Regions from separate parts of the Homo sapiens genome. Here all the other regions are linked to region 3. Evidence: chromatin contacts called from ENCODE Hi-C or POLR2A ChIA-PET data. All regions are on one chromosome and are shown on one strand. The core of a region is the stretch at or near the end of the contact, and the rest is flanking DNA. Distances in the headings are between cores, read along the strand shown.

Region 1 (2,720 bases), core at 80-2,579, 820 kb before region 3:
AGAGGGTCCCCCTAACCACACAAGTACTGTGCCACAGTGTCCTGAGGTATGGTGTACCTGCATCAACACCAACAGCGAATACTGACTAAACCCAGTGTTAAACTACAGGCCAGGGACTATTATTATCCCAACTCCGTAGGTGAAGAAACTAAGCCTCAGAAAGGTTACCCAAAAATCACAATTAGAAAGTGACAGAGCTTGGACTTGAACCCATATCTAGGCCTAATACTAATACTGGTTCCTATGCTTGGAACCCCATGGAGGGCCATCTCATTACACCAAATATTTCTTAAAAGCTTATTAATATCTACTATTGCGTTTAACTTTCCAAGTTGGAATTGCCATCTTCATTTTACACATGAGCAGGTGGTGCAGGTGAATGGCCAAGTAAAGATATTAACGTGGCTTTCTGAGAGGGACCCAGTGCCAGGAGTGTATTTTTCCCTCTATACAGTTATAACTCCTTCTCAACTCCCTAAGGTAAAAATACCACCACCGACTGATCACTTATTAGGAGCCAGAACACTGCCAGATGTGTTACTTACATTTTCTCTAATTTCCAAAACAACCCCAAGGGAATGTTGTCCGTTTTACAGACGAAAGAGCTGAGGTTTAGAGAAAGTAAATAACTATGTCATTAAGTCTAGAAAGTGGCAGAACTATTGGGACACCCTAGCTTCAGCTTTTATTTTTTCTGCTCCATACAGCTACGTCTCCCACACTTTTTCTGCGCTGAGAATGGGAGAGGGGAAAACATCAGGATCGAACAGGATCAAAGTGCAATTCCAAGGGAATCACAGCTTGGCTCCAATCAACGCAAGTCCCGCTCGGTAGGCTGGGATAGTTCCCCAAGCATCTCTAAAAGCAACAACAGTTGGAAATGGAGACGAAGGAAATGGAAGCGTGTTCTTGATTTTCACTAATGAAGAGTTGGAGAGGTCTGAAGTTCAATTAGAGGGAGAAAGGGGCCAGGGTCATCGGAAAGGGCCCTGGGCGGGGAATCAGGGCACCTAGGATGGCGTCCCAGGTCTCCATGACCCAGACAAGTCACTCCACCTCTCCGGACCTCAGTTTTCCCATCCCCTTCAAAGGATTTGAGGGGAAAAGGGAGGGTCCAGGACTCCAACGCCCTCCCGACTCTGGCCTGAGAGCTGTCCGGCCTCGCCTCTAAGAGAGCAGTCACCACGGGCCAAGCCCCCAACCCTGACAGTCAGAGTGCCTGCAGGGCCGCCGCCTCGGCGGCTCGGGGCACTTACAGCCCGGAGGGACGCCAAGCCCACCAGTCGCCGCGGAAGCGCCTTCCTCATTGCTGCCATCTTGGCCCAGAATCCCCCGCGGCAGTCCAGCTGGGCCCCGCGTGACCGATGGCTCGTCTGGTGGGCGCGGCCCCGCCCCCGCCCCTCCGCCGTGACTTCCGAAGCTGGCTCCACCCCCAGCCTCTCTCCGTTTTGATTCCGAGCGCCTCTTCCATGCCAGGCCAAGTGAGACGCTAGGAATATAAAGATGAACAGAATCAGCCTGGACACCATGTAATCCTAGCACTTTGGGAGACCGAGGCGGGTAGATCACCTGAGGTCAGGAATTCGAGACCAGCCTGGCTAACATGGCGAAACCCCCGTCTCTCCAAAAAATCCAAAAAAAAAAAAAAAAAAAAAAAAAAAAAAAAAAAGCCGGGCGTGGTGGTGGGCGCCTGTAATCCCAGCTACTTGGGAAGCTGAGGCAGGAGAATTGTTTGAACCCGGGAGGCGAGGTTGCAGCGAGCGGAGATCGTGCCACTGCACTCCAGCCTGGGCGACACAGTGAGAGCCTGTCCAAAACAAAAAACCCAAAACCAAACAAACAAAAACATGAAAAGAAATTAACCAAATTCTGTGGCTTCTTGTGTTTAGAGTGTGGGAGGTGTGAGGAGACACATATTAATAGTTACACAAACAGTTGTGTCATTTCTAACTTGCACTATAAGAAGCAACGATTTGCTACTCACTGTTCCGAGTTCTTAGCACGGATTAACTCACGCATCACGATCTTCAGGATTCAAACACAGGCAGGCAGCTCCAGAGAGGGGGCATCCTTAGATTTCATACCTTAAAAAAATGATTAAGATTTATCTAGGTGTACTTTCTGAAGGGCTGAAAAAAAAAAAAATCTATCCAGGTGAAGAGGATACAAGAAAAACTTTCCAGACGGTGTAGCATTCGCAATGGCCCTGAGGCAAAGAAAATGCTGAGAACACTGTTTTTCTCTCTTTTGTTTTGTTGGTTTGTTTTGTTTGTTTGAGATGGAGTCTCACTCTGTCACCCAGGTTGGAGTGCAGTGGCGCGATTTCGGCTCACTGCAACCTCCGCCTCCCGAGTTCAAGAGAGTCTCGTGCCTCAGTCTCCCGAGTAGCTGGGATTACAGGTGTGCACCACCACGCCTGGCTAATTTTAGTGTTTTTAGTAGAAACGAGGTTTCACCGTGTTGGCCAGGCTGGTCTCAAATTCCTGACCTCAGGTGATCCGCCCGCCTTGGCCTCCCAAAATGCTGGGATTACAGGCGAGAGCCACCGCCCCCGGCCAGAGCACTGTTTTCAAACTGTATGTTGTACCCCACTAATTGGTCACAGTATCAATTTAGTGGGTACAAACTTTATTTAAAACAAAGAACTAGAATTTTATCTATCTATCATCTATCTATCTATCTATCTATCTATCTATCTATCTATCCATCTATATTTATTT
Region 2 (2,700 bases), core at 133-2,632, 950 kb before region 3:
ATTCTCCTGCCTCAGCCTCCAGAGTAGCTGGGACTACAGGCGCCCGCCACCACGCCCGGCTAATTTTTTTTTTTTTTTTTTTTTGTATTTTTAGTAGAGACGGAGTTTCACCGTGTTAGCCAGGATGGTCTCGATTTCCTGACCTCGCGATCCGCCCGTCTCGGTCTCCCAAAGTGCTGGGATTACAGGCGTGAGCCACCGCGCCCGGCCGCTGTTAAGTACTTATATGTGAATAAGCGTAAGAAAGTATTGCTTATCAATAGCATATACATTTACAGTCTGGAAAAATGGTTAGGCCAACCAACCAGAGATTGTCCACAAGGGTGGCTGAGATAGTGACACCTTTGCTTTCTGATGGTTCAATGTACACAAACTTTGTTTCATGCACAAACTTACTTAAAATATTGTATAAAATTACCTTCAGACTATGTGTATAAGGTGTATATGGAACATAAATTAATTTCATATTCAGACTTGGGTTCCATCCCCAAGATATCTCATTATGTTTATGCGAATATTCCATAATCCGGAAAAATCCCAAATCTAAAAACCGTCTGGTCCCAGGCTTTTCAGGTTAGGAATACGCACCCTGTAGTAACTTGCCCAAGGTCACATAGCTACTAGCTGGTCGAGACAGGACCACATCTGCCTGTCTTCAAGCTCGGGACTCTTAAACCACCACTCCTTTCCGTTTGTATAAATTCTATTTGTGCCCGGAGTGGTGGCTCACGCCTGTAATCCCAGCACTTTGGGAGGCCAAGGCGGGTGGATCATTTGAGGTCAGGAGTTCCATACCAGCCCGACCAACATGGTGAAACCCCATCTCTACTAAAAATACAAACAAATTAGACCGGTATGGTGGTGCGTGCCTGTAATCCCAGCTACTTGGGAGGCTGAGGCAGGAGAATCGCTTGAACCCGGGAGGCGGAGGTTGCAGTGAGCCGATATCGCGCCACTGCACTTCAACCTGGGTGACACAGCGAGGCTCCGTCTCAAAAAATAAATAAATAAATAAATTATATTTGTTTACGTTGTTACAGAATAAATTTGCGTCATAATTTGCATGATTGATTTAATGTAGTTTTGGCGTTCTCATCACACAAGGACCACCAGCTCGTGACACTGGGAGGAGAGAACGTCCTCAAGGTCCGGAAACTCAAGGACGTGCTGATTCGGGAGCTTTCAAAAACTATTTTTGGAAAACCCAGATCCCGGTCTTCAGCCAGCGTCGCCTGCAGTGGCTAGCACTACCCACAAGGGAGAAGCCGACGCTGCAGGGCTTTGCCAAATGCGCCTCTCTTCCTCGTCTTCATCTCTGTGGTTAGCCTGGGAAAAGAGCCCGCCTCCTGGCCCATAAGGCCCTCGGCCGGAAGCTCCGCTTTCTCTTCCTGCTCTCCATCATGGCGGTGAGTAGCTGGGACCTGGATTTGCTTTCCTTTATCCGTCGCCATCCATGGCAGGCCGAGCCTGCGGGGGCTACTTCGCCCGCAGCCCGAGGAATATGGAGCCCGCAATGCCTGCTGGCCCAAAACTAGCAGAGCCGTTCGAGCCAAGGACGCAGGGTTGAATTCTGTCACTTTCCCTGCCATCGTTTTAGGAGCGGCTCCGGGCACTTGCCCGGAGTGCTCAGAAGCACGGTCAGGAGGCTGCAGCGGGGGCAGATGGGGTGAATGGAGGGTTCTGAGGCAGGGGGGTCCGGGCCTTTTCCTGGTCCCGGGGACTTGAGACTTGCTCGGTGCTAGGAAACCTTAGTCGGTTGCTCCGCTTAGGGAAGGTGCCAGCCTTTAGACAGCTTCCGAATAGGATGCTGGACGTCGCATAACCACGTGTTTCCTGTTAACTGAGCAATTAAGTTCTGTTTCTTCGCTCACTCCCCTTAGTTGGCCTTACAATGGGGGCGCTCTTTGTTACCCTGAGCCTCTTAGGGTTCGATCTCAGTGTCCGTATCTTTTAACACTCAATAACTGTCCTGAGTTTTCTCTTCACCCGTTCCGTTCGTGGAGGAAGGATAGGTTCCGAGCTGTCTTCTTCCCTTGATGTCCCCTAAACATTATACCTTTTAAACATTCAGGGTCTTCGTTACGATTTGGGATGAGCAGAAATAAAAATGCTGTGCAGATAGAAAGTAGTAAAACTCAGGGCCCTCAGCTGTGAGTGTATTGACTGCTGCTCTTCCCTGTTGCAGCAGGATCAAGGTGAAAAGGAGAACCCCATGCGGGAACTTCGCATCCGCAAACTCTGTCTCAACATCTGTGTTGGGGAGAGTGGAGACAGACTGACGCGAGCAGCCAAGGTGTTGGAGCAGCTCACAGGGCAGACCCCTGTGTTTTCCAAAGGTGAGTAGTCACAAGGACATACAGGGTTTGCCTGCTTGGGTCGCTTGGTTGTTTCTTGATTTACCTGCTGTCGAGTCTGTTTAGAAAGTGACAGTCGGCATCACTTAAAGCATTAAATTCATGAGCCGGCCAAGAGGTGTCTTTTTTTTTTTTTTTTATTCAAGATGGCGTGTGGGATTGGAACACTAGATTTTATTTGAGCAGATCTTAAGCTAAGACTAGCCCAAGTAAAGATTTTCCTAAGTAACTAGGATATGAGATAGAGTGGAAATGTCAGGAACGAAGTAAAGATCATTAGATCTGATTAGCAGTTAGGGTTATATAGGCTGCATTAAGAACAGGGCTGTACGGGAGCATGAGGCTT
Region 3 (2,719 bases), core at 157-2,656:
AGTGCCATGGAAAAAAAGAGAAAAGGGAGGCGAGAGTGTGTGTGGGGGCGGGAACGATGCAAAAGATGGCCGGAGGAGGCCTTTCTGAGAAAGGGACGCCGGCTTTCCCTCCGAGAAAGGGAAGCGAGAAGGGCGAGAAGCGCTTGCGAAAAAGCTGGCAGAGTGGGGCCGGGCGCGGTGGCTCAGGCCTGAAGTCCCTGCACTTTGGGAGGCCAGGAGTTCGAGACCAGCAACAGAGCGAGACCCCCATCTCTGCTTTATTAGATAAAAATAACTTTTTTTTTTGAGACAGTCTCGCTCTGTCACCCAGGCTGGAGTGCAGTGGCGTGATCTCGGCTCACTGCAAGCTCCACCTCCCGGGTTAATGCCATTCTCCTGCCTCAGCCTCCCGAGTAGCTGGGACTACAGACGCCCGCCACCACGCCCAGCTAATTTTTTGTATTTTTAGTAGAGACGGGGTTTCACCGTGTTAGCCAGGATGGTCTCGATCTCCTGACCTCGTGATCCGCCCGCCTCGGCCTCCCAAAGTGCTGGGATTACAGGCGTGAGCCACCGCGCCCGGCCAATAATTTTCAAAATAAGAAAATCTAGCAGTGCGCATCCAACCCAAGGCCCTCGCAGCCAGAGCAGAGGCACCAGGGCGGCCAGGCGAGGCGCTGCGAGGAAGCTGGTGCTTCTCGGAGTCCGAGACCCGGGCTGGGGAGAGCCCGAGGCAGAGCCCGAGGACCACGGCTCTCTGGCGGGCGTCCTGCCCAGCGGCGTGATTACCGGGCCGCCGAAACCGAAACCCATCTACTGGACACTTCCAGCTTCCTCCAAAGGCTGAGCAAGCTGAGCTACAAGGCAGATTTCATGTCTGCTGCCAGGCTCGACCGCTTTACAGACAATCCTCTCTCGTCTGGTAAACGCGTAAAACCTACACAATCACAACTTTCACAACGAGAGGGAAGCCGCAGGCCTCTCGTCGGCGCACGGGCCGCCTCGCCCGCGTCACTCTGAGGTAACAGCCTTTCTCTTCAATCGCTTCATGGAACTCCAGGACGCCAAGCCTCTTCCACTACGGGTCGAAGGATGGGTCACGTCACATTGCGCGAACAAGGATGGTCACGCGCCACAAAAGGACTTGCAGGGCGGGGCGACTCGACGGCCTTCCCTTTTGCTCCCATTGGCTGCGGTCGTCAGGTTCGCCTCCTCCACTACCTACCGGGGAGTTTAGGGCCTGACAGAAGCCCGCCCCCGCTGGCGCTCGTGCGCACGCGTGGCGGGCTCTCGGCGCACTGAGCAGGCGCGGCCTCGTGTCGGCCGGAGGGGGCGGGCGCAACGACGCGCGCTGCGTCCCGGCGCTCGGCTTTCCCTCCGCCGGTCCCGCCCTCCGTCGCGGCGGCGCGGTGTACCCTGGGATAGGGAGCGATCTCCGAGCGAGGCGGCAAGATGGACGCGGGATTTTTCCGCGTAAGTAGAAGCGCCGGGCGCCGGGGTGAGGCCAGGGACTTCTCGGTAAGGCCTGGTAGGAGACCTTAGCTTGGCACAGGGTGGCCAGCGAGGGGAGCTTCGGAGATCTTAAGGATTCCTCCTAGAGCCGGCGCACCCCCCCCCCCCCCGTGCGCTGCGGCGGAGACCGGTGCGCCCCTGCGCAGTCTCCTCCTCCGGAATGGTCCCCCCTACGCGGCGGCGACGGTGGCCGGAAAATGGCGGCGGGAATGGGCCGGGATGGTACCTCGCTGCCCGCCTGCCTGGCGGGGCCTGCAGGCCGAGCGCCGTGCGTGCCGCCGGGTCCTGGGGCCTAGCGGAGCCGGAGGAGGAAGTCCCGAGTGGGAGGCCAAAGGAAAGCCCTAAGGTCACTGGTGGCGGCAGGGCAGGGAGAATATGGTTTGGGGGTACATCTTGGGAGAGCACCTTAGGGGAGGGAGAACAGGAAGAAGCATTCAGCGGCTTTTTTTGAAAAAGCGCCCTCCCCGCCCCCCAACGTCCTCCCTCCAGGTCCTAAGCCTTCGTGGAGGCGCCAGGTCAGGGTTCGCGGGAGCTCCCGCCCAATTTGATATCCCTTCAGGGAGGGGGACGTAGATAACTTGTTGGGACAATGTGAATTTAAGGTTCTGTGAGGGTAGAGGGTGCAACGAAAACTATGCGCGGGTATGGAGGCAGGTTGTGGAGTGATTCAATTCCTTCCCGCCCTCCACATCCCTCACCACCCGCCACCATCGTGTTTTACTCTTGGAGTCCGCTGGTGAAAGGTAACTCTTACCTAGGCTCTGCCAGCGTCGTCTGCCCATCGCCTGCAGGCAGGGAAGTTACTCCGTCGTAGTTGGTTCTCGGGGCCCACACTTTATCAGGCTCGTGCTGGAGCCTGTGTGTCCCATAGTCCCCTCCTGTAGGAAATTAGTACTAGATCAAGATCTAGAAGGGACACAGGACTAGAGTTGAGCACCATTGGTCTCTCAGGGCTTGCAAACTGTTAATGCAGAATGAAGTCGTATAGAAACTAGTTGATCTAAGCCAATATATCCGTTTTCTGAAATACACGTTAGCTCTTCTCTTTAGAGCATGTAATTTGCAGTTTGTGTGTTTTCAAAGGAAAAATTGGAAGGGAGGAGGGCCAGAACTTTAGTAAAAATATCTTTGGACACTCCGAATTGGACATTGAAATCCTTCTTTAATTGGCTTTAAATATGCCAACGAGTTTTTCGTCATGTTAGAATGTTATCCCCCAAGTATTTTA
Region 4 (2,700 bases), core at 126-2,625, 860 kb before region 3:
AATTATTTTGATCTCAACCCACAATATGAAAAACACATCATATTGTGTCTGAATACAAACTCAAAACTGAAACAAAAGTTTCATCAATTGAGACTTGAAATGTGTGATACATTCTGGGTTTTTTTTTTTTTGTATTCTATTTTTTTTTTAAATGTTGATCACAATTCTCTATAAACGGATTTTAAAACCTATTGACAGGCCACAACCAGCTGTTCGAAAAAAAGTACTTTGAAATATCACATGGGGGAGGAAACGCAGAGATCATCTAGTCCAATCCCTTCACTTCACAGGGGGTAAACTGAGTCTCAGAAGATCAAGTCACTTGCCCAAGGCCACGCAGCTAGTAAGTTGCTGTGGTTGGATTTGACCGTAATAACCATCGGCTACTGAATGCCCATCATGTGTCAGCCATTTGCTGAGTTTTTTCTTTTTTTTTCTTTTTGAGACAGAGTCTTGCTCTGTCGCCAGGCTGGAGTGCAGTGGCGCGATGTCGGCTCACTGCAACCTCTGCCTCCCGGGTTCAAGCGATTCTCCTGCTTCAGCCTCCCGAGTAGCTGGGACTACAGGCTCGCGCCACCACGCCTAGCTAATTTTTGTATTTTTAGTAGAGACGGGGTTTCATCATGTTGGCTAGGATGGTCTCGATCTTTTGACCTCGTGATCCGCCCGCCTCGGCCTCCCAAAGTGCTGGGATTACAGGCGTGAGCCACCGCGCCCGGCCTGCTGAGTTCTTTAATTGCATTATTTCATTTAATACTCACTGTGATCCTATGAAACAGATACTATTCTTTCCACCTTACAGACGGGGAAACGGAGTCTCAGAATAGGGGAAATGACTTAAGGTGTCACAATGGCCAGTAGCAGACCCAGGAGTAGTCTTTAGGTCTGGCCGTGCACAAAGCCCCATGCTCTCAAGCTGTAACCCCGCTATCAAGAAAGTGGTTATGCAAGTGGGCCTGTGAGCTCTCAACGTCTAAGCCGTGCGCATGTGAGACAGCGATAAGCTCGCGTTCTCCAGTCTCCAGGGCCTTATCATTCCTCACGCTTTCCTTCATCGGCTCGCAAAGAAACGTGGCGATCAAGGAAGACAGCGAAGGCTCCATCCTCGTCGGGGGAGGATAATTCGAATCTCAGCCTGTGAGTTTACTCAGCACACCTGTTTAATCTCTTGGTCCTTCAGTTTCCACACCTAGGAAGCTGGAACAGCAGCAGCATCCAGCGCCAGGACTGGAGTCATATACGAACTCTGGCACCTGGGAGGCGCGCGTCCTACGTCAGTTCCGCTCGACCCCACCCCCCCCGCCCCCCCGCCTTCTCCCCACGCGCATGCGCCGCGCAGCGGCGCTTTTTACGACGCGGCAGGCGCGGCGCGCTTAGTTGCCGGAGCTGAACGGCGCGGAGCTGGTCTGAGGCGAGCCGAGCCGAGCGAGCGCGGCGGTGGGGCCGAGAGGACGCGCAGGTGGCGGCGTTGCCATGTCGCACGGTCACAGCCACGGCGGGGGTGGCTGCCGCTGCGCCGCCGAACGGGAGGAGCCGCCCGAGCAGCGCGGCCTGGCCTACGGCCTGTACCTGCGCATCGACCTGGAGCGGCTGCAATGCCTTAACGAGAGCCGCGAGGGCAGCGGCCGCGGCGTCTTCAAGCCGTGGGAGGAGCGGACCGACCGCTCCAAGGTGGGCCGCCTGGGGCTTGGGGCGGGCGGGGCAGGGTGCGTGTGGGGCCTCGGGCCGTCGGTCTACTCATTTCTGATGTTAAGAATAACGACAGCCTGGTTGCCAAGCGCTTTTCCGTGCCTGTCTCCTGCCAGCTCTTTGGGAGGCGAGCAGCGTTGTCTCCCCATTTTGCATATAGGGAAACTGAGGCCTAGAGGGAACGGGGACAGTTTTGTCAAGCTACACAGCCTAACGCTCTATTCCAGGGCTGTGTGGGCTAGAGAGGATGGTCGTGAGGGCCGTTGGACCATTGGTGCTAATGGCTGCCTCATCATATTACCTGGTGAAGATGAGCCTAGGGAGATGAAAGGTGGTTCCCATATAGAGCAAATGTTCTTTACATTGTGGGGTCGCAGGCCCCTTTGCTATCTGTTTGAAAGCAGTGGACCTTCTTCTCAGAAAAATGCACATAAACACCTGCCTTTCAGTTCACACTTCAGAAGGCTCTTCGACCCTGGAAATTCATTCATGGGCTTTTTGTTAAGAACCTTCCAGTTGGGTGGCCTGTGGCTGTTATGACACTGGATAAGACTGGTTAGCTTCAAGTTAATAAGTCTTGGAAAACCAAGGGAGAGTGACTCTTCCCATTGCACCCCAGTTGTAGAGCAGGGTGGGAGATGCCTGAAATTGTAGGCTCTCAGCAAATATTTGTTGCTTTCTCCTCCCCCCTCCCCATCCCCTCCAGTTTGTTGAAAGTGATGCAGATGAAGAGCTTCTGTTTAATATTCCGTAAGTATCTCCTTGGTGCCTACCTCAGGCTAAATAGGCTGTACCCAGTTGCCTCAGATGGATTCATTCACTGGTGTCAAGAGCACACATTTGCTTCTAGAAATGGGATAAATTACTTTGGTGGGTTTGAGGAGGAAAGCATCATAGCTTTCTTGGTGCAGACTGGAAACAGATGTATTTGTAGAACAATAACTGAGAAATTGAGGTAGATTTCTTAGAATTGTAGAATGCTAGAGGTAGACAGGATCTTAGAAATTATCT
Region 5 (2,700 bases), core at 17-2,516, 790 kb after region 3:
TGACTACTATTCTAGTATGACCACTATTCTATTTAATAGCAATAGTAACATTATCATCCATAGGGGAAAATTGGAAAACAAGCAAATACAATAAAATGTCAACTGTATTTGTGTTAATGTGATGAGACTCATTGGTGTTTTTTCCTTTTCGGCCACTTTCCTACATTTTCCCCAGTTTTCTCTAATGATAAACATTCTTTTTATTTCTCTTAAAAAAAAACACCATGCGGACTTTTCTAAGTGTTACTTTGCCATACGTACGTGGCAGGGGAGTTATAAGGAGTAAATGAGCAAATACACGCAAATTACCCAGCACGGTGCCTGGCATAAAATCGGCGCTCAATGAGTACGAAGCGTGAAGGGTCGCCGGCCCCGCGTCCCCGCCTTGCAGGAGCCCGGACCCGCCGAGCAGGCTCCCGGTCCGGCCCGGCCCGGCCCGGAGGCCGATGCTTCGCGGTAGTGCCCTCGCGGGTCCTGCGGACTCGGCGCCCGCGGGGCCCACAGCGCTGCCCAGCCTGTGGACGTGGAGCCCGGGCCGCACCGCCGCACACGCCCCGGGCATCTCTGCGCTACGTCGCGCGCCCCCACGGCTCCGCCCCGTGGCGTAACCCGGGGCGGGGCCGCCACCTCCGATTGGCCGGCGCGCTGTCACCACGTCGCGGGAAGCTGGCAGGGTGTGTGTCTGTGTGCGTGTGGGGTTTGCTTTGTCATTCGTACCCCCGGTGCGCGCTGACGCGGTCGGCCTGGCCGAGCTCTCCAGCATCCGCAGAAGGGTCCCCGGCGCTGTTCCTGGGATGCTCCCTTACATAATGACGCGACTGGCTGAAGCGCACGTCAGCGCAGACACCGCACATGCCGCAAACCCGGGCCTTCCGATTTCATACATTGCTAGACGAGAGCCTACAATGCCATGCCGTACGGTATGCTCTAGTAGGGATTACAATACAATGAAACGCAACCCAATAATAATAAAGCATACCTTCGCAACAAGGCGTAATATAGGATGTTATATTTATAGGGCCTATTTATAAGCCTCTATTTAAATCTTTTCTGATAGGCTCAGCCGGGGACCCAGACACTATAATGATTGGCGCATTCTTCCGTCCTTCAAAGGGGCGGGTTCTAGAGTCAGTTTTGCCTCAGCGGGCCCTGGGATTGGCCGACAGCGGTTTACCGGTGGCTTCTATTGGCCTCCCGGGCCGTCCGTCGGAGCCGAGGAGGCGGGGCAGGCGGCTGGCTGGTGCTGGGCGGGCGGGCCCCGGAATTGTCATTTCTTTGTTTCCGAAGGCGGAGGAGGCTCCGAGCCCCCCCTCCCCGTGCTACCCCCTCCCCCCGGGTGCTGGCTCCATGTCTGTGTGACCGGCCTCAGGGGTAGAGTCCAGGCCCGACGCGGGGCGGGCCAGCGGCGGCGGCAGCTGAGGTGAGAGACGGCGGCGGCGGCGCGGGCACCCGGCCCCCCAGCGGGAGGATGAAGCGGCGGAACGCCGACTGCAGTAAGCTCCGCCGCCCCCTAAAGCGGAACCGGATCACCGAGGGCATTTACGGCAGGTGAGCGGCTGCACCCCCACTCCGCGGGCGCGGGCCCTGCGGTCCCCCTCCAGCTCCGAGGGGCCTGGCCCCGTTATGTAACCCCGAGTAGGCCGCACGCCCGCGCCGGGGGCTCTCCTAAGGAGCGCTGGCCCCGGAGCCGCTGGCCCGCCCGCCGGGGTCCGCCCCGGGTGCGCGGGGCGTGGCGAGGGTCGGCCCGGCCGGGCGGGCAGGGCGCGGCGGGCGCTGGCTGAGGGAGCCGCCGCGCCGCCGTTGGAAGCGCCGGGCCCGCCGGGGGGAGGGGCGGAGAGCCCCCAACCAGCCCGGCGTTCCTCAGCATCCCGGCCATGCCGCTGGGCCGGGAGGGCCGCTTCCGGGACCTCTGACTGGCCGCCGCTGGCCCCCGAGCCCCCCGGTGGCCTGGGGGCTTGCCGGCCGGAGCCAGGAGGCGCGTGGACCACAGCGCGGGGGGGTGGGGGAGGCTGACAAAGTTGAGAGCCCACTGTGGCCCCTCGTTCCCCCAAGCTGCCAGCATACTGGCCTGGGGCCATGCTGTCACTTCTTTCACCTTCTGCTTCCCATATGGGATCTCAAACTTGGCACCCAGGGCTGAAGCTGATACCCCCAAATCATGCCCTGTGGCCCTGCTCCAGATTCGGAAGGGTCTGATGACCAGTTTTTCAGCAAATATTGTTTTGACAATTCCAAGCAGATAGCTTGCTTTGAACGTTTTTAAAAAGGGATTTTCTCCAAACTCTTTTTTTTTTTTTTCATCCGCAAGAAAAGCAGTGTCCCTTTAAATAGAAATTGAATTCAGTCCACCGGTAGAGAAAGACAACAGGTTCATGGGGCAACTTACTATCATAGCTTCCCCAAGTCGATTTGTGTACGACTGTTATTTTCTGGTTCTTCTCAGAATGTTACTTGTAAATGGTATTTGCCTTGATACAGATTTCGGTGGAGAAGTAATTAGTTTACAAAGAAGAATTCTCAGCATGTGGATGTAGGCTTAATTGAGTCCTCATGGTGTTTTACAATTAGCTTCTCTAGCTGTGGGATTTCAAGAAATATGTGAGGTAGCTGATGACACCCAAGTTGTCTTAACATAACTGTACACCTTGCACATGCTCTTGTTTACAGATGTGGAATGATTGCTTTCCACAAGCAGCTGAC
Region 6 (2,700 bases), core at 15-2,514, 700 kb after region 3:
TCCGCGACCACTTCCTGGATCTCTCCCTTCACCCTCTGTGTTCTTTCGGGTGCACCATCGGGTCAAAGCCGCAGCAACGCCGTCTCTGTGTGATCGCATGTGCCCTTCTGCACACGACCTTCCCCCGAGAGTGACCAGCTACCGGACAGGCACCAAGGAGGGCTACCGAGCACCTCCCGGACCGGCGGCTGCAGGATCGCGAGCGCCTCCGCTAGGGAGACCGCACGTTGCGCCTGTGCTTCCTGCGGTGGCGCCTTCTGCAAGGAGACCTCGACCCTGCTCCCTCTCCGGGGCTGGATCTGACTCCTTGACGGTGATTCCAGACGCGAGACCCAAACTGACGGCTTCTAGAAGAGGGGCGAGCCCGGCCGCAAGTCTTTCACGTAGCTAAGTCATCGTTGCTTCCGGCTTCTTACCGTTCTCCCCTTTGTAAACGGTTACCTCCCGAAAACCCAGGCTCTCCTCCAACAGTGGTTCTCAAGCGAGGCGATCTTCCCCGGGAGGGGATATTTGGCAAAGTCTGGGGGCATTTTTGGTTCACTGGGGCTGCTACTTGCATCCACTGGGTAGAGGCGGGGGATGCAGCTACACAACCTGCGAAGCACGGGACAGCACCCTCCCCAACCCAGACAGAATTAGCCGGCCCAAAACCTCAGTAGTGCCCAGGCTGAGAAACCCTGCCTTAAACAAACAACAAAGAAAGGCCAAGTCCCATAAGTGGGTCACCGCGCCGAGACTGGGGTCCACGGGACACCCCAGCCACGCCAAGCCGGGAAGTCCCCGCCTCCTGGAGCTGAACCCGCCCCTCTCCCAGAGGTGGAGCTGCGGGGGGCGGGAACAGGCACGGAGAAAATAAACAAGACTAAAAAGTCCTGAGTAGCGCTGTGTGGCCGCAAACCTGAACCCACCTTTTGCACCACGCGGGACCCGGCACTCTTCCTGCCACCCACCCCTGAGAGGGCTGCGCGGCCGACCCCAGTACTAGAAAACACTCGTCACCTCACTCAAGACGGGTACGAAGGCCAACGGACGCCTTCCTTTAGAACGCTCAGCACACAGAGCAACTTCTCACGCCTACTCTCAAATGGCGTACTCCAAACTAGCACTCCCGACGTCCAGCTGTGAACCCAGAGCGGCGGAAAGCCCCTGAACCCAGCGCCCGGGCATGCGCAGACGCGTTGTTGTGGTGGGCGTGGCTCCCTCCGGACCCGGCGCCCCGCCCTCCGCCCCGTGTCCGCATGCGCGACTGAGCCGGGTGGATGGTACTGCTGCATCCGGGTGTCTGGAGGCTGTGGCCGTTTTGTTTTCTTGGCTAAAATCGGGGGAGTGAGGCGGGCCGGCGCGGCGCGACACCGGGCTCCGGAACCACTGCACGACGGGGCTGGACGTAAGTGTCGGGCGGGGAGTGGGGGTAAGAGAGTAGCGGCCGCAGGCTGGAGAGGCCTCGGAGCCGGGGCCGTCTGACGGGCTGGTGCCCACAGCACAGGCTCGTTGCCGCCACCCTCCCGGAAGCCGCAGACCCGGGCTGAGCCGCCGCGGACCTCTCCTCTCCTGGGTCCGGCGGCGCCAGGAGAAGGCGACGGCGTCCAGACCCCGCCAAGACGGAGAGGGGACCGCGCCCTCCCCCGGGACACCCCAGGATCCCTGGAAAATCCCCCGATCCCCCACTTCACAGCTGGACAAGCCGAAGCCCCGAGAAAGGAGCGTGACCCGGCCAGCTCCCTCAGCGAGGGGTGCCCCGGCTAAAGGTGGCTCCCCCATCTTCCAGCGGCGTCCCTCGAGACCTAAAAGTCCCAGAGTTTGGAGGGCGGGGTCTGGCTTGAGCGTACCAGTCGTCGTGCAAAGAAAAATGGATTCGGGGTGGGGCCATTGGGATGAACCGAAAATAACACTTATTGAATTGCAGTTCTTCCCGGGGAAGAATCAAATGAGTGAATTTCCTAAATTGAACTTGTCCCAAAGGCATCTTAGCATTGGCTGTAATCATATATTTTAATATTTAATTTTTAAAAGAGAAGTTAAAAATGGGAGACGTTGCTCTATTGTAGGGTGTCATATTTTTGGACAACCATAATTGCTGGCTACAAAGTATCTTAAGGAAGTCAAGTTCGCTGTAGGAGTTTGGGTGTTGTTATTCGCAAGTTATATGTATTTCAGGCTTTTTCATACTCTGAAATAGAGATAACATGGCTGTATCTCAGGTCTCTACTGCTCGGCTTACAGGAATGTTTTATATAATTTGTAAAGACAGCTTGGGTCGGCTATATTTAAATAGCAGTTGGATTTTTGTAATCTGAATTACTATTAACCACGATTCTGTGCTTGCTTTTGGCTGGAAACACCCGTTAGGATCAGAGATAGGGATATTAAAGTGGATGTTCTTTATATAGAAATGACACCAAAAGGCAGGCTTGCAGAAAGAAAAATAATGAATGAAGTGAAAGGAAATGATGTGGGTAGAGGTAAGAACTGCAGTGCAGTGTTTAATTTCTTGATTTAGGTGTGAAGAAACACACGTTCTGTGATAAAATATGTAAATTAGAGAAATATTTTTCATTTGAATCTGTAATTCCACTCAGAGCCAAAGTTTATCACTTGTCTCTCTACTAATGTTAGTGCTCCTGGACTGTAAATATCAAATTCATTTAATAAGTTTGGAATCAAAATGATACAAAAGAGCTCCTGTGGATTAGTAATCAT
Region 7 (2,700 bases), core at 149-2,648, 900 kb before region 3:
GGTCTAGATGATGCTAGGTGGCAGAGATTCAAAGTTGGACAGGTCGGTTACTGTACTTGATAAATAAACAGCCCAGTGGCAAGACAGATAAATAAACTGACCATTTACACCCTGAAAAGGTGGTCAGTTGCTTAGGGAACTGGGGGAGGGGCGCCAAATGGAGGAGTAGGGACATGGTAGAGAGGGCTTTTCAGCATAGTGAGTGAATGAATGCTCATTTGAAGAAACAACTTGTGTTTAAGATGTTTTTCTTTCTTCCAGAGCTAGAATCTGGAAGAATCTCTGGGCTTTCCTGCTTTGAGGGAGAGATCAGGCTAGGTGCATTGCCAATTTGCTGCTGAAGATCTGATTAGGTTCTGCTTTGATGTGATCAAATGAGATGTAATCAGTGCTGGTACTTTAAGTGAGTTTGCAACTATTTAGTTGCTCTTTTTAGTAGTAGTATTAGTAATGGTAAAACTTAGTGCTTTTAGGATGAGAGTAGACGGCCTGAAGAATAATATCTTGGGCTCTTCTAATCAAGCCATACGGCTCATTGGCAAGTCATCAGAGGAAACATCTATCTATCTATACATTCATGCAATAAGTATTTATTTAGTGCCTATGTGCCAGACACTGTTTGTGGGGAAAACAAGACACATGGGCTATTATTGCCTCATGGAAGGAACTAAGCTGTTTGGATTTTGAAAAATCCCTTTCTCTGGGCCTCAATTCCTCGACCTGTTCAGAAATGTGCGCTCACAATGGTCCTAGACATCTTAGATTCAGGTTCCATTTTCAGTTCTTTCCTGTCCTGCGGCCATCTGCAAGTTAATTTGGTCTCCCTGAACCTCAGTTTCCTCATCTGTAAAATGAAGATCATACAACTCGTTTCATCAGGTTGTACTGAGGCTGGAAAAGATAGTCTAACTACTGACGCATCGTGTGCTCAGCCTAGGGTGGCTGCTACCGCGGGTGCCTGCGGACTCCTAGGACGGGCACCAGCCCGGGACCCCTGACAAGGTGTTGATTAGGGTGTGGCTAAGCCCCAGGCGGGAGAAAGCGTTGGCATTTATAAGGCCAGGGTCTGGCGCGGTGGCCTCATTCCGTCTTGAAGTAGACCCTGGAGAGGTCTTCCAGGCTTGGGCTCAGCACGCGAGCACAGGGAGCGGGGGTGCCGGCGGCGGAGGCGCGTACGGCCCGAGCAGCCCCCAGCCCCCAGCGCGCACACTTGGGCCAGGGGCGCGAGGAGTGCGCGGCCGCCGGGTGGGCGCTGGGGAGCGGGCCCTGGGGGCGGAGCCTGCAGCCCACCGCCCCCCACACACCCCAGCCGAGGCCCGGAAGGGGCCAGGCGCGCTTCCGTCTCCGCCGGGGATGCACGGAGGGCGGAGCTGCGGCCCGAGGACGCGACGCGAGCCCAGTTCCGGCGAGGAGGCCGCGCCAGTGACAGCGATGGCGGCGGAGTCGGCGCTCCAAGTTGTGGAGAAGCTGCAGGCGCGCCTGGCCGCGAACCCGGACCCTAAGAAGGTAAGCGAGGGGGCGGCGCGTAGCGGGATGGGCGTTGGGTCGGTGAGGGCCCCGTAACGGTCGCGGCCCGAGCGTGGCGGGGTTCGGGGGCTGGGACCCTGAGCCAGGCCCCGCGGGGCTGGGGTCGTGAAGTTCGCGGCCATTGACCGCTGCCCGCGCGTTGGGACCCCGTGCGTCGGGCGTCGGGACGCGGGGCCCCGGCCGCTCCCCCTCCCTCACGGGCCCGGGATGGGGGCGCGCCCGGTGCGGACACCGCGTGCCTAGCGCTTCCTCCCAGAGGCGCTCCGTGGCGTCCCGAGCCAGCTGTTTCCTGCGGGAGAGCGTGCCCGGGGCGGGAGGGCGCTGGCCGCCGCCTCGTTGGCCTCCCGGTGCCTGCGCTGGTGCCCGGCTCCCCGCGGAGCGGCGCGGACTCCCCAGCGGGTGCGTGTTCGCTGGGAGGAGAAGACGGGCGCCCGAACGCTGCGGAGCCTGGACTCGCGGTCTGGTCCGCGCCTCTCGGAGACGCGGTTACTACTCTCCGGCTGGATATCAGAGCGTGGACCTTTCGCTTTCTCAGTGAATCCCTTTCAAAACAGAATAAAGCCTCGCGTCACCTAAGCATACTCCTGAAAACTTAGGTTGGAATTGAAAAAGAGGCGGGGGCCCGGGGTTGGAAGTCGCAGCTAGGTTTCCTTTTGGCCATTAATAGGAAGGTAAGAGCTACCGTTTCTCGTTGTTCGAGTGATGGACAACCATTTTTAATTGTAGTTAACTAGTTTTTGTTGTTTATTGTACAAACTGAATATTAAGTTAAACGCGTTCTTGTACCTTTTCATCTTTCTGTCACTCACTTCTCTGGTCTCCAGGAGACAGTCTGGTGGTTGTCAGGATTTTTTTTTTTCTTTTTTTTTTTTGAGGCGAGTCTTGCTCTGGTCGCCCAGGCTGGAGTACAGTGGCGCGATCTCGGCTCACTGCAACCTCCGTCTCCCGGGTTCAGGCAATTGTCTGCCTCAGCCTCCCGAGTAGCTGGTATTGTAGGCGCCCGCCACCACGCCTGGCTAATTTTTGTATTTTTAGTAGAGACAGGGTTTCACCATCTTGGCCAGGCTGGTCTTGAACTCAGTTGTCAGGATTTTTTAAGTGGAAGTACAACGATGAAAAAGCACTTATGTGTTTGGCATTCTCCGTCATCATTCTGGCCGGGGCGGGCAGTTC

The links. Hi-C counts contacts between places; a loop is a spot of excess contacts on that map. ChIA-PET counts read pairs that join two places held with the same protein, here RNA polymerase II (POLR2A). Pooled maps may share reads with other maps.
Region 1: a loop to region 3 is called in a pooled map, with 9 times the contacts of the local background. The contact joins the promoter of HMGCL here to the promoter of SRRM1 in region 3. A Hi-C loop is called at or near these places in 4 of 50 pooled maps. POLR2A ChIA-PET finds 5 or more read pairs at or near these places in 3 of 52 experiments (Caco-2, T-cell and activated B cell).
Region 2: a loop to region 3 is called in a map of naive thymus-derived CD4-positive, alpha-beta T cell, with 6 times the contacts of the local background. The contact joins the promoter of RPL11 here to the promoter of SRRM1 in region 3. A Hi-C loop is called at or near these places in 1 of 168 maps with a recorded cell type or tissue (naive thymus-derived CD4-positive, alpha-beta T cell) and 13 of 50 pooled maps. POLR2A ChIA-PET finds 5 or more read pairs at or near these places in 1 of 52 experiments (activated B cell).
Region 4: a loop to region 3 is called in a pooled map, with 9 times the contacts of the local background. The contact joins the promoter of PITHD1 here to the promoter of SRRM1 in region 3. A Hi-C loop is called at or near these places in 7 of 50 pooled maps. POLR2A ChIA-PET finds 5 or more read pairs at or near these places in 3 of 52 experiments (A673, CD8-positive, alpha-beta memory T cell and GM10248).
Region 5: a map of B cell shows a loop between it and region 3 (25-fold over the local background). The contact joins the promoter of MACO1 here to the promoter of SRRM1 in region 3. A Hi-C loop is called at or near these places in 2 of 168 maps with a recorded cell type or tissue (B cell and CD8-positive, alpha-beta T cell), 1 of 37 single-sample maps with no recorded cell type and 16 of 50 pooled maps. POLR2A ChIA-PET finds 5 or more read pairs at or near these places in 3 of 52 experiments (activated CD4-positive, alpha-beta T cell, activated CD8-positive, alpha-beta memory T cell and naive thymus-derived CD8-positive, alpha-beta T cell).
Region 6: a loop to region 3 is called in a map of B cell, with 7 times the contacts of the local background. The contact joins the promoter of TMEM50A here to the promoter of SRRM1 in region 3. A Hi-C loop is called at or near these places in 2 of 168 maps with a recorded cell type or tissue (B cell and naive thymus-derived CD4-positive, alpha-beta T cell), 5 of 37 single-sample maps with no recorded cell type and 17 of 50 pooled maps. POLR2A ChIA-PET finds 5 or more read pairs at or near these places in 1 of 52 experiments (B cell).
Region 7: a map of CD4-positive, alpha-beta T cell shows a loop between it and region 3 (7-fold over the local background). The contact joins the promoter of ELOA here to the promoter of SRRM1 in region 3. A Hi-C loop is called at or near these places in 1 of 168 maps with a recorded cell type or tissue (CD4-positive, alpha-beta T cell), 1 of 37 single-sample maps with no recorded cell type and 6 of 50 pooled maps.

Annotation. Positions count from the first base shown.
Region 1 is chr1:23,824,100-23,826,819 of GRCh38, forward strand. HMGCL (3-hydroxy-3-methylglutaryl-CoA lyase) reads right to left here and starts at 1,330. Exons shown (of 9, transcript NM_000191.3): 1 at 1,257-1,330. The coding sequence starts at 1,316. LOC105376861 (a long non-coding RNA gene) reads right to left here. Exons shown (of 3, transcript XR_947068.2): 2 at 1,985-2,084; 3 at 1,441-1,489. RefSeq lists an enhancer at 1,331-2,199.
Region 2 is chr1:23,690,424-23,693,123 of GRCh38, forward strand. RPL11 (ribosomal protein L11) reads left to right here and starts at 1,383. Exons shown (of 6, transcript NM_000975.5): 1 at 1,383-1,406; 2 at 2,186-2,336. The coding sequence starts at 1,401. RefSeq lists an enhancer at 1,345-1,664.
Region 3 is chr1:24,641,896-24,644,614 of GRCh38, forward strand. SRRM1 (serine and arginine repetitive matrix 1) reads left to right here and starts at 1,407. Exons shown (of 17, transcript NM_005839.4): 1 at 1,407-1,452. The coding sequence starts at 1,432. RefSeq lists an enhancer at 979-1,078 and silencers at 1,149-1,468, 1,729-1,788.
Region 4 is chr1:23,777,043-23,779,742 of GRCh38, forward strand. It overlaps PITHD1 (PITH domain containing 1), which reads left to right and starts at 1,376. Exons shown (of 6, transcript NM_020362.5): 1 at 1,376-1,671; 2 at 2,396-2,439. The coding sequence starts at 1,474. It overlaps ELOA-AS1 (ELOA antisense RNA 1), which reads right to left and starts at 1,255. Exons shown (of 4, transcript NR_038280.1): 1 at 1,157-1,255. RefSeq lists enhancers at 100-1,052, 2,306-2,700 and silencers at 1,306-1,615, 1,706-1,755.
Region 5 is chr1:25,429,631-25,432,330 of GRCh38, forward strand. MACO1 (macoilin 1) reads left to right here and starts at 1,267. Exons shown (of 11, transcript NM_018202.6): 1 at 1,267-1,548. The coding sequence starts at 1,469. It also overlaps a transcript of RHCE not described here. RefSeq lists silencers at 293-732, 1,123-1,782.
Region 6 is chr1:25,337,070-25,339,769 of GRCh38, forward strand. It overlaps TMEM50A (transmembrane protein 50A), which reads left to right and starts at 1,265. Exons shown (of 7, transcript NM_014313.4): 1 at 1,265-1,387. It also overlaps a transcript of RSRP1 not described here. RefSeq lists silencers at 1-103, 1,095-1,214.
Region 7 is chr1:23,742,073-23,744,772 of GRCh38, forward strand. ELOA (elongin A) reads left to right here and starts at 1,399. Exons shown (of 11, transcript NM_003198.3): 1 at 1,399-1,506. The coding sequence starts at 1,432. RefSeq lists silencers at 1,201-1,430, 1,581-2,060.